Regions from separate parts of the Homo sapiens genome. Here all the other regions are linked to region 1. A link is a contact called in ENCODE Hi-C or POLR2A ChIA-PET data. All regions are on one chromosome and are shown on one strand. The core of a region is the stretch at or near the end of the contact, and the rest is flanking DNA. Distances in the headings are between cores, read along the strand shown. Region 1 has its middle 31 kb from the start of LINC02421. Region 2 has its middle 42 kb from the start of MDM1. Region 3 holds the start of LINC02384 (long intergenic non-protein coding RNA 2384). Region 4 overlaps RAP1B (RAP1B, member of RAS oncogene family).

Evidence for each region. A loop is a pair of places that touch in the nucleus more often than their neighbours do. ChIA-PET counts read pairs that join two places held with the same protein, here RNA polymerase II (POLR2A). Pooled maps may share reads with other maps.
Region 2: a loop to region 1 is called in a pooled map, with 14 times the contacts of the local background. The contact joins two enhancer-like sites. A Hi-C loop is called at or near these places in 5 of 37 single-sample maps with no recorded cell type and 9 of 50 pooled maps. POLR2A ChIA-PET finds 5 or more read pairs at or near these places in 1 of 52 experiments (GM12878).
Region 3: a loop to region 1 is called in a pooled map, with 20 times the contacts of the local background. The contact joins the promoter of LINC02384 here to the enhancer-like site in region 1. A Hi-C loop is called at or near these places in 8 of 50 pooled maps. POLR2A ChIA-PET finds 5 or more read pairs at or near these places in 2 of 52 experiments (CD8-positive, alpha-beta memory T cell and endothelial cell of umbilical vein).
Region 4: a loop to region 1 is called in a pooled map, with 4 times the contacts of the local background. The contact joins two enhancer-like sites. A Hi-C loop is called at or near these places in 2 of 37 single-sample maps with no recorded cell type and 4 of 50 pooled maps.

Annotation. Positions count from the first base shown.
Region 1 is chr12:67,697,142-67,700,310 of GRCh38, forward strand. No RefSeq gene overlaps it. Among named protein-coding and RNA genes, the nearest start is that of LINC02421, 31 kb to the right of the region's middle. Within about 2 kb of position 1,755, at least 7 of the 41 ENCODE cell types and tissues checked have a DNase peak (open chromatin) inside an H3K27ac peak, as active enhancers do.
Region 2 is chr12:68,372,599-68,375,837 of GRCh38, forward strand. No RefSeq gene overlaps it. Among named protein-coding and RNA genes, the nearest start is that of MDM1, 42 kb to the left of the region's middle. RefSeq lists an enhancer at 1,562-1,691. Within about 2 kb of position 1,358, at least 4 of the 41 ENCODE cell types and tissues checked have a DNase peak (open chromatin) inside an H3K27ac peak, as active enhancers do.
Region 3 is chr12:68,449,722-68,452,893 of GRCh38, forward strand. LINC02384 (long intergenic non-protein coding RNA 2384) reads right to left here and starts at 1,763. Exons shown (of 4, transcript NR_120458.1): 1 at 1,646-1,763. RefSeq lists enhancers at 1,622-1,951, 2,012-2,151.
Region 4 is chr12:68,639,941-68,642,888 of GRCh38, forward strand. All of the region lies in intron 1 of RAP1B (RAP1B, member of RAS oncogene family), which reads left to right. It also overlaps the pseudogene ATP5PDP4. Among named protein-coding and RNA genes, the nearest start is that of SNORA70G, 14 kb to the left of the region's middle. RefSeq lists an enhancer at 1,216-1,345. Within about 2 kb of position 1,336, at least 4 of the 41 ENCODE cell types and tissues checked have a DNase peak (open chromatin) inside an H3K27ac peak, as active enhancers do.

The DNA.
Region 1 (3,169 bases), core at 505-3,004:
ACAGAATCTCTACAAGTCTTGGCTTTGCCTTAATAATAGTCAGTACACTGGCCAACGATGGCACCAAGATTAAAGGAGGAGGTGAGTCTGGAAACACATGAACTTGACCTTCTACAATCGATTTCCTGTGAGGGAGACTCTGGACATGGGCAAAGCTTTAAGCCAAAGATCTGTGATGCTCAAGGCTCATCCAGGCATTGGCAGTGTATTCAATGTATAAAAAAAATTCTTTTATTTCCAATGACCTGTTTTATGTTAATTTTATTGTGATGTAGAAAAATAACTAGTGTGTCCTTCAACTTACTTGCCAAAACCTACTCTTTTAAATATTTTCTCAGGAGAAAAGTCATTTTAATTTTAACTTAAAAAAAAAAAAACCACAACTTTTCAGGTAAATTGCCAAACAGATGTTTAGTGCTTAGAGTCTCAGGGCAGCCTTTGTGTTGTGGTTGCAAACATACCTATCTTCTAGATCAGAGGTCAGGAAACTACATCTCTGTGTCACAAACACGACTGCCGTGTGTTTTTGTAAATAAAGTTTAGGATAACCACAGTCATTCATTGCATATTGTCCACTGTCTACTGTCTACATATATTGTGTACTGTCTCTGGGTGCCTTCCCTGCTATGGCAGAGTTGAGTAGTTGAGATAGAGACAGCATAGCCCACAAAGCTTAAGATATTTGCTCTCTAGCCCTTGACAAAGAAGTTTGCCAACTCCTAATCTAGTAGAGGCAAATTTCTGTTATAAAGTCTGTACTTATGTTTACTCATGAATGCATCCATTCTTTTAGAATAACATGGATCATAGTGTACATAATAAACTGTTCCAAAATGGCAATATGGTTTAGTGACCATATATTATTGTCACCATTTCCCTTATTATGTTAACTTCTATTAGATGAAAATGCTATTCTGTAAAACAGAATTATGAAACAGTATACACAGCACAGTGTGAGAGTCAATGGCAAGACATTGCACACAATGAAACCCAGTGAAATGTGAAGAGGCTAACCGGGAAGTCTCCGTAAGTGCATATATTTCACAGCTGTGGTGCTAAGAGACAGATTGCTTGGAATGCCATGAGTAGACAAAGCCAAACAAAAATGAGAGCATGAGGAAATTTTTCTGGTGAAAACAATTTTTCCTTACAAATTTGAAATATTTTCCCTTTTATGTTATATTCTTTTTTTCCCCTTTTGAAGTAACATGGCTTCATCCTCTGCCAAATGTATTCCTTCCCACCCCTACCCCACTTTTGGTTTCTTCAATAAATAAAAATTGATTCCTTCACCTCGTTCACATGGACAGTTTCACAAGCTTATAGTGCATGTTGAAAGAAGTGTTGGATTGATTTTTTTTCAGTAGATGAAAACAGTAAAATTGTTAAACTGCATTAAAAAATTTTCCATATAATTGAAGGTGAAGGCATCAATAAGCAAAGCACTTTTAAGGCAATACTAAGGTTCTCAGCCTTTGGACTGTATTGCTTTTCTTCTCCCCATCACGGGGAATGAGATCCATTCTTGGCTGTTTAGTATTCTGTAATGAAAGGAAAAGTCACTCCCACATTTTTTGGGGTAGAGAAGGGGTTGTTAGTCAGCAGGACTATCAAACAACAGTAGTCATTGCTGTTGCCTGGGCTTTTGAGGGGACCAAAGGAGACCAAACCGAAAGGTTCTGTAAAGTCTGTCTAAGTGAAAGATGTTGCTGTTATCATCTGATTTAGTCATCGAAACCTCCTAAGAACCTCTACAGAGGTTTGAGATGGGGAAGGAAGGAAGTGAAAGTAAAATCAAGCATTTCTGTGACTATTTAAAGCCACCCTAGCAATAAGCCTTGCATGGTAAAGAGTTGAAATTGAATGAGGCTTTCAGTTTTCTGTGGGTTTCACTGATTCACATTAGCCCAAGGGCTTTTTGTGTCTCCCCATGTAGCAGTAGTTACACCCCTGGTTGGCATGAGATAAAATCCTGCCGTGCACACAGAAACCAACTTCTTAGGCATTAGTCAGGGTCTCTCTGAAGTAGAAGTGCCTGAGCCACTTCCGTTTTTTTATTTTTAATACTCATGATGTGTTAGAAAGTGAAGAAATGCCAAGACAGACTTACAAACACTGTGGTATACTTTTTAATGTTTATGTTTAAGAAATTAGTAGTCTTAACACATGCATTTAAGTAAGTGCAATGTAATTATTTTGCTTTTCAAAAGATTTCAACATAAAGAAGCATTTCTACAGGGTATACTATAGGCAGTGGGACCCAAGTTTAAGGTTGTGTGAGGGACAACTCCCTCCAGTCAGACGAGTGAAAGTTACTGCACATATAATCTCACTTGGGGATGATGTCAAATGTCCATGTCTGCGACCCTGTCTAAACTAGGAGGCTGGGCTAAAAGGCTCCCTTGCCCTCCTTCTCCCAGCTCCCCCCACCCACTGCCACCACTGAGACCAGATCGTAAGTACACAATTATGCCTGTGTGGGGAAGTGGGGAGGAGAAACACAAGGTATGATGGAGAGGTCCATTATGTACTCTTACACAAATATTTTTCAAGTGCATACTATGTGCAGAGGTAAGAAGATAGTACCATAGTTAAACTCATACTTAGGGTTTAAATCCTGGCAGTGTTATTCCCTACTTGAGTTATAAAACTTCTCTAAGCCTTAATTTTCTCATCAGTTAGCTCATTTGTGAGGTGCTTCATTAGTTGTTATGAGGATTAAATGACTTACCCACATAAAGTTATCTGAACAGCACCACCTTGCACTGTGAGCAAGCAGTATAAAAGTTCTTGACCTCAGGGAGCTTAATTTCCATCTCCCTCACTGCATTTTGCTCTCAGCTCTCCTGTCTGCAAGCTGGTCTACCTGAAACAACTGCCTTGCAATATCAAAAGATATCTGATAAAACGGGTAAATATAGCTCCACTGATGAGGACAAAAAAAAATCAGCTGTATTAAGGAAATTCTCTTAAAAAGTCATTAATCTTCCATTCAACAAGCAACAATGTGTGTTAGACACTGTTCGGGGAATGCTGATATTGTAGTGAACAAACCAGGTGTGGTTCTGTACTCATGGGTGGGAAAGATATTGGATACATACATTGTTCTGCACAATGTAAACATTTTGTTGCAGTATGAAGTGCATACAGAAAGTGCACAAATAAGTGC
Region 2 (3,239 bases), core at 108-2,607, 680 kb after region 1:
TGAGACTCTGTCTCAAAAAAAAAAAAAGTGATTAAAGCAAAATTAAGAGGAGATGTTTCTAGCACACCATAAAAAATACCATTTTTGTCAATTAAAAACAAATTTTAATAAAGAAAATATTTTTAAAATATAAATAATGGTCAATCTAAATTCTCTTTGACCACTCTTTATTGAGCTGTGTGCCATGAGCCAGGCACTGGGCTAAGCACTGAGGTTAGAAAGATGCCGTCACAAAGAAGCACTAAAATACTGCATGATGAGCTACATGACAAGAGAAATGTATGGGTTTTTGAAGCACACAAGAGGACCTCCAAACTCAGATTTGGTAGAGAAAAGGGGAAGGACAGTCAGGAAAAGTTTTTTAGGGGAAATACTATCTAAATGCTGAATCAAAGAGAAAATGTATGAAAAAACAGATGAACACAGACAAGGAAACAGAGTAAAAGAGAGAAAGAATAGACCCAAGAAAGGTCGCGAGGTTTCCAAGCAGAGTGAACCTGAGAAGGTGCAGCTTGTTTGAAGAATTGAGGGAAATTCCATTTGGCACAAGCGTAATATTATGGGGGGTCGGGGTGGGGCTAGGAAGCTGAAGACATAAGCAGAACCAATCCTGTGGAGCAGTTTGGACACTAAAGGCAACAGGAAGCCTTTGAAGTGTTTTCAGATCTGTGCTTTAGAAAGATCTCTTCCTGGCACCGTGACTGGATTGGATGCAAGGCTGGAGAGAATGGTGCAGGTTTAAAGCTATGTGATAATCCAGGAGAAAGAGAAGGGTGGATTTGTGTTTGGGTAAAGGGACTGTGGGTAGTTTTTCTTTTGTTTTTTTCTTTTTTTTTTTTTTTTTGAGACGGAGTCTCGCTCTATCGCCCAGGCTGGAGTGCAGTGGCGAGATCTCCGCTCACTGCAAGCTCCGCCTCCCAGGTTCACGCCATTCTCCTGCCTCAGCCTCCCGAGTAGCTGGGACTACAGGCGCCCGCCACCACGCCCAGCTAATTTTTTTGTATTTTTTTTTTTTGTAGTAGAGACGGGGTTTCACCGTACTAGCCAGGATGGTCTCGATCTCCTGACCTCATGATCCGCCCGCCTCGGCCTCCCAAAGTGCTGGGATTACAGGTGTGAGCCACCACGCCCGGCGGACTGTGGGTAGTTTTTCTACCTTCATATTTTCTAGCATTTCCAAACTTTGTTTAATGACCATGTGTTATTTTCATAATGGGAAAAAAAAAACATGGTTTAAGGAAGATGAGCCTTATAGTGTTCTGCCTGAAAGTCCCTCAGAGCCTTTGGGACTTGCTAAGCCAGAGGCCTCTGTGTCTGTACAAGAACTCACACCCACGTGCTGACCTATAATGTCCCAGGTTCTGCCCACAGTCTACACTGAGAGGGTGTAATTTTCCATAGGCCAGGGACTCAAGTAAAAGCAGAAGTTGGCAGATGTAACAGCAACTGAGTGGGAAGAGAGAAGAGAGATGGCCTCCAACTCATACATAAAATCCAAGCGTTCATTCATTCATTTATCTATTCACCAATATTAAGCACCCACTGTGTAGGAGGCACTGTTCTAGGCGCTGCAGATACAGAAGTAAACAAAATGACAAAGTCCTAGTTACACATTCTAGGAAATAAGATAGACCATCTATGAATTAAGATTCAGCTAACTGTACTCCCTCCCTCATTTGAAGAAGTAGAGCCGCATGCCATACTGCTATTTACTGACAAGAGTGGTTTAGGAAACTTTGCGAAGTAATTACAGGTTTGATGACTCATAGCCATACTAAATGTGGCACCTGTAAACAGATACCTATGCGTGCCATGGTGTTTGTGACTGGGTTGGCTGGGTTGGGTATCACTGTTTCTAGAACAGGGCTTTCAGTATCGATTTCATATGTACCTATGTACACTTACAAATGTAACTCAAACTTCGCCTGATCTGGCCAGCCAGTGAGTACAAATGAGCTTACGCTAAAATAACAGCACACATTTCAGTAATGTGTTCTGCCAACCACATAAATGGAGACCTTTGCAATCTTTTCTCCCATGCTTGTATTTGGGAGCATCCAAGGGCATCTCGTGTGTTCACAAACACGCTTCTTATTTATGTTCTAGCAACCCAGCTACAGAAATAGCCATTTGGAGCAGCTTCTCAGCCCAGCCCTTCGTAGGCATTCTGTTTTCTTGCCCAGGAAGCGGTTTAAGAAATCCCCCAAACTACAGCTCTGGGGACAGAAAAACTCTCTTCTGTGGAGAAAGTATCCCTTTCCCCTAACACTGTGGAAAGACCGAGCTGAGCCAGTTCAGGTCAAGTGTTAGGACTCTGTAAGCACTAGCTCTAGAAGCAACTAACAATGTCTGGGTTTACCCTGAGCAATGTTGCTTGTGAATCTTTGTCTCAGGGAGTTTCTTGTAAAAATCAGCACCTTCAGCTTCCGCCTGCAGACCCCTCTCTGCTGAGCACAAACCTAGTCCACAGGCTGGTCTGGGGAGCAGCCTCATGGTGCCTTCTCCACATTCTCAGCTCCAAGCCCCAGGCACAAATCTCCCCTCGGGTCACCAGACAGGCCTGGGCATGGCTAAATCTCAATTAAAGGCAAACAGGATGCGGAAAAATCAGTTTTAAAAAGATCAGGCAAGGTTTAGGAGAATATGAGGGCAGAAAAATCCATCCCATACCACTGAGAAAGGAGGAATTTACAGAGAAGAGAGCAGGCTGGAAACAGCATTAAGCCACTCAGGACACAGTGAATCAGAATGCAAATGGACCGACCCAAATAGGTACCTCCTCCCCATGCTGCTGGGTCCACTCTGTCTCACACATAACCCTCTGTCTTAGAACTGCTATAGAGGACAGAAGGCCTCAGAGAACCAGGAATGGAAGACAGAAGAGAGATTGCCAGGAACCATTTCTAAATTTTAATTCTGTAAGTTATAATCCAAGTTTTCTTTGATAGCAAGTTTTCCCCTGGAGAGACAGGTTAAGGGACCTTTCAGATGACACCTTCTGTCCCTTTCTCAGCGCTAGAAGGTCAGTTCAGGAACCTACTGTTAGTTCCAATGCCCTTGATTGAAGTTAGCAATTTACAGAAATAGACTCAAATCCCCCTTCAAGCTGGAGATCCTGGAGAGAATGCCCAGAGACAGAATGGGCCATCTCCAAGGCCAACTCAAATGCTGCCTGCTCCATGAAGCCCATCTGGAGCTCTCACTTTCAGATCCATACTCCTTCATCTTTTTCTCCTTCT
Region 3 (3,172 bases), core at 513-3,012, 750 kb after region 1:
ATTTATAAATAACAGAAATGTATTGCTTACAGTTCTGGAGAGTGGAAAGTCTAGGATCAAGGTAACAGCAGACTTGGTGTCTGGACTTGCTCTATGCTTCAAAACTGGTGCCTTCTTGTTATATTACCAAATGGCAGTAAGGGCAAGGCACCTCTTTTAAGAGGGCACTGTGATGGTTAATACTGAGTGTCAATTTGATTGGATTGAAGGATGCAAAGGATTAATCCTGGGTGTGTCTGTGAGGGTGTTGCCAAAGGAGATTAACATTTGAGTCAGTGGGCTGGGAAAGGTAGACCCACCCTTAATCTGGGTGGGCACCATCTAATCAGCTGCCAGTGTGGCCAGAATATAAAGCAGGCAGAAAAATGTGAAAAGGCTAGACTGACCTAGCCTCCCAGCCTAAATCTTTCTCCACTGCTGGATGTTTCCTGCCTTTGAACATTGAATTCCAAGTTCTTCAGCTTTGGCACTTGGACTGGCTTCCTCGTTCCTCAGCTTGCAGACAGCCTGGTATGGGACCTCATGATCGTATAAGTTAATACTACTTAACAAACTCATATATATATATATATATATATATATATATATATATATATGAATGTGTTTTATATATATATATATGAATGTGTTTTATATATATATATGAATGTGTTTTTTATATATATATATATATCCTATTACATATCCTTAACAAACTCATATATATATATATATATATATATATATATATATATGAGTTTGTTTTATATATATATATCCTATTAGTTCTGTCCCTCTAGAGAACCCTGACTAACACAGGCACTGATCCATGACTTAATCACTTCCCAAAAGGACTCACCTCTTCATACTATCACATTGGGTATTAGTTCCAACATATGAATTTGAGGGGGACACTAACATTTAGACAATAGCAGGTGGTAAAAAAGACACATTGTCCTCACCTTATGGAGGTTCCCTAAGGGTGGAAGGGATGGAAGATATACAAGGATTAAACAGTTCAAGCTACAGGACAAGGGTTGTCTTAAGAAAGATGGCTTGACTGAGAGAAAGCAAATTGGTGTTCTTCAGTCTTTTCATGGGTGCTAGATACTTCCTTGTTGCCATTTCTGCATTGCCAGAGCCACACACACACACACACAGAACACAATAGACTTTGTACAGCTTCCAGTGCAAAATTAGAAACCAGAGCTCAATATCTAGTTGACAGTGACAATATGGTTATTAGAAAAGCCTAAGTATGACATGTCTTGAATAATCAATGATTGAATCATGTGCCTTTAAGCTTAGCTTATGCCAAATGCCTCCAGGAAAGGTTATTTAAAAAAAAAAAAACTCAGAATGTGCTCACTGGCTTACAGTGATTGAGTTATGCTGTGGGCCATGGTAACTTCTCTGCAGTGCTCAAAATAGATGAAGGGCAGATCAGTCACCCTGGGGAATTTTATCTGCCTCATTTATGCATCCAGAGATGCTGCTTACATAAAGCCGAAATAAGCACAACCAAAAGGCACCAAGGAAGACGAATAAAAGGTGACGATTCAAATAGAAACCAAGAAAACAAGAAAGCAATCAACAGCAAAGATCAGGACCAGTCCCTGTTGTAAAGATCTGAGTAAGAATTCGGCCTGTGAAGATGGTACAGTACCTTTAACTTTCTGATATCTTCTAAGAGGCAGATTTAGAAACCTCTTCCTGGAGAAAGCCACAGCCTCCAGCTGTTCTTGTTCTACACATTCAGGCATGGACCCTTGCCACAGCCTCTCAAGGATTCACACTTCACACTGGCAGAGCACTCTCTCACTCCTCCTGGAGATACTGGCTCCTTCTTGACCTGCAGGCAGAGCACCAGAACCATGTAAAAATGTGACTCAGGCAACTCACAGATAAGCAAAGACCTCCAGGCAGAGCACCAGAAAGTCAATCAAGAACCATGCAAAAATGTGACTCAAGCAACTCAGAGTTAGGCAAAGAAACTGAAAGTTTCAAGAGTTCCCCTTGGCCAAGTTTACACCAAAACATTTTTATTATGCGAGTAGTTTTTAAAGGAAATCATTCATCATAAGTTTGCAGAAAAGGTCTGCTCCTTGTCTCCAGTTGCCTTGGAGATCGTCAAGGGGTGGCTGGAGGTGAATCTAAGAGACTGGAAATTCAGTTCATGGTCAAATCCATCAGTGTTTTAAAACATTCTAAAAAACCCAACAGCACCATCTGTAAGGACTGCATCATTTGCGAAATTTCTTGCTAAATCAGCTGGCCAAATGCAAAGCCAATTGCTTTGGCTTCCGTACAACACCATGCTGCAGCCAGGAAGTATTTTAAGTGGATAATGAGTAGTCTCTTCTCTCAATGAATACGTTCAAATAACATCGACTGCCTGTAATATGCAAAGTTCCTAGTCAAGGCTGCCTTAGGAATTCCTGCCCCTTAACTTAACGCTTTAATCTTTATCAGGGAAAATATCCCTCTTCTCTAGTGATGTTTAAGAAATCAATTCCCTGGCAATGGCCCAATACACTTTCCAGCTCATACACAGACATGTAAAACTGCACACACAGAGAAACACCCAAATGCACACCATTCGTACTAGTTCTGAGATATGCAAGGCTTACACCCTGCATCCAAGAATGGCTGCCAAGTTTTTCCTTTATTTAGTTATAATACCTCCTCTAAAATTATTTGGGGACCCAAAATGGCCTTTTTGTGTGAGGAAACACACATAAGAAATACCTCTCTGCCTTTTTCCCTTGAAAAATATAGTTATCTATGGAAAATCTGTGTGCTCTCTCTCTTTGTCTCTCAGATAAAAGTGGCAAAGCAGATGGAAGCTCCTTCTGTGAAGAAATCAAATTCTATACTCCTTATATCCAACCTCCATTACTCTATTTTTGTCATTTAAGTTATATAGTAGATATGTAATAAATGCTTCATTATTTCACTTATTAAGTTGGCTTCTCCCTCAAGGTACTTTAGAACTTTGGTACCCAACAGCAGCTCTGGGATCATGAGCTTATCAGAAATGCAGACACTCTGGTCCCATCCTAGCCCCCCCTCGAATCAGAATCTGCATTTTAACAAGATTTCTAGGAGATGTGTAAGCACATTAAGGTTTGAGAAGCACTGTTTTGGGACACACCTTGATTCTCTTTTTTTTTTTTTTTTTTTTAGTTTTGGT
Region 4 (2,948 bases), core at 86-2,585, 940 kb after region 1:
AGCGATTCTCCTGCCTCAGCCTCCTGAGTAGCTGGGATTACAGGCATGCACCACCACAACCGGCTAATTTTTGTATTTTTAGTAGAGATGGGGTTTCACCATGTTGGTCAGGATGGTCTCCATCTCCTGACCTCGTGATCCACCCACCTCAGCCTCCCAGAGTGCTGGGATTACAGGCATGAGCCACCATGCCCGGCCCAAAGATGATTTTTTAAATGCTCAACAGGACAAAGCCTAATGGTAGTCTTTTGTTAAAAACAAAATTTAATATCAATCCATTGACAGGACTCTTTGTGTACTGAGCTATATAGTAATTTCACCTTAATAGAAGTTCTTCATAACCACCCCATATAAAACCATCCATTCTTATCTCTTTTTTTTTTCTCCATACTGCTTATCACAGCTGACACTTTATACTGACTTTGTTTCCCCCTCTATACCCTTTACTCCAGATTATAAATTCTGAGGACAGGGTCTTTCTTTCACTGCTTTATATTCCCACTGCCTAGAATAGTGCCTAACATATATTAGGTACTCATTATATATTTATTGATGTCAAATATTGATTGCTGTATTATAGTAGTGTTAATGGAAGGTGTCATTTCTTAGATTTTCTTTTCTGACCAGCACAGTTCTTGGGTTGATGGAGTATGTCCTCAATAAATCTCAGCATCAAATAAACAAGAATTTTCTTTTTAATACATAAATTTGTCATTTTGTTACGCTTTTTAGTTTCCTCAGTGATTTTTTAGAATAATTCTTGTTCATAATTTGGATCAGTAATATCTACAGTTGAATCTTAGGAAGAATGTTATAGGCAATCCAGAATGTTGGATAATTAAATCAGTTATTTGCATTTTGATGTGTAATATAGTGAACACATTTAGACAAAAAAAAAGCTACCCCATAAGACCAGTTTTTATTTTCTTTGATTCATGTCTTCAGGATTTTCTGTTAACTCAGAATTATTATAGCATTCATTATTGTTTTGTGAAAATACTAGTTAATAATCTCCGGTTAATGAAATAATTATCTTAGATAAATTTACTGAACTTAATGTAGAATATGTTTTTTGTTTCGTTTTGTTTTTGAGACAGGGTCTCACTTGTCACCCAGGCTGGAGTGCAGTGGCACAAACATGGGTCACTGCAGCCTCGACTCCTGGGCTCGAGTGATGCTCCCACCTCAGCCTCTCAAGTAGCTGGGACTACAGGTGTGTGCCACTACACTTGGCTAATTTTCATATTTTTTGTAGAGACGGGGTTTCACCATGTTGCCCGGGCTGGTCTTGAACTCCTCCTGAGTTAAAGCAGTCTGCTTGTCTCTGTCTGCCAGAGTGCTGGCATTATAGGCATGAGCCACCACCCCCTTCTTCCACTTTCATTTCAAACAGTTATGAAGCAGCCACTGAAACCGGACTCTCGACAATGCCAAAGGAGGTTTTGTTTTCTTGTCTTTCCATGTCTTTGCTGTGGTTTGCTCTGAAACTAGAATTAAACAGCTTTTTAAATTGATAAAAAAGAACCAATGCAAATAAAACTACGGTCTGTAGAGTAAATGGAAAAAGTTGTAGAAGTAATAATAAACTACTTTTAAACAAATGAGTAAGGTAGTAGATATTTTGCAAGAAGTAAATAGCCAAGTGTAAAAGCTGTCAGTTACTTTCATCAATCAGGTTAGTTGCAGTCACGCAAATTTTAGGTGATTATATAAGGAACTCAAATTAGGAATCTTTAAATGTAAATGACCTAATACTAAAAACTACCCAAAAAATATATTCAAAGATAAATAGAAGAAATACTTATGCATTTGAAAAAATCGATGCATTCCACAGTTCCTCTGAATCAAAGGTAAAAAAAAAAAACAGTGTAGAAAATACTTTGAACAGTAGTGGAATTTTTAGTATTTTGATAGCTTTCTTTAGAAATTTAATTGATTTTCTTCATCTGTAATCTTAGATTGTGTTGGAGAGGCAGTGTGAATCATGCATAAAGTTTATAATTGTGTATGTGCCTACATGATGTAGAAATTGCACCTTTTGGCTGATGAAGTATCGTATAGTTGCACTGTTGATAACATTAAGTTCATTTCGCATATATGCTACAGTCTTTTCTGTTTAACGCGTTGAGTAAAATGAAGATCCAGGAGTCCCTCATTAGTTGGTATAATTGGTTAATTCATAGACTAAAGATGAATACAAATGTACTACATTTGCAGATTAACTCATACATAGGCATATTATTGTTAACTAGCAATTCTTAACTGTACAGATAGTTTCAAACTGCATCCAGTTTTTACAAATAAATGCTCTTGTTTATAAGGAATACCATAAAGAGAGCACATGTAAATGAAGAAAATCTTGTCACTTATACTGGAAATTCAAGCGAGAATGATATTAAAAAAAAAGTTGTTAAAGGCAACACAAGAAGTTAAATGAAACTGAGTTAGCAATGAGAGATATTGGCTAATTTACTGTGCCTAAAATTATGGTGCTATTGGTCTACTGTATAATTATTATTTTTAATGTCCAGAATGTGTAATACAAGGGCCAGAACTTCCTCCTGGACTCAATTTTATAAATTCTCGATTAGTTGGTGAGGCCAATAAGGATACTTTTTCTCGTCTAATTTGGTTTCTGGGAAAGCTTCGTTCAAGTCCTCAGTGGTCATCTGATCAAATGGAATTAAGTTCTTCATCTTCTCCATCTGTTTCTCATATTCTACAATCCTGGCCTTTGAGAGAGACACCCACTCAGCACAAGATTTCACATCTTTTTCTTCGGCATCCACCTGCGCAGTATATTTATCCTCTGGCACGGGAACCTTCAGGGCATTAAACTTCTTAAAGTCATCCACCAAACCGGCCTTGGCCACGTTGGCCTTGTAGTAAGCCCAGTCGATAACCGGTGGATTCTCAGGTAAAGCAGCCAACCTGGAGGTGAGGGTCTC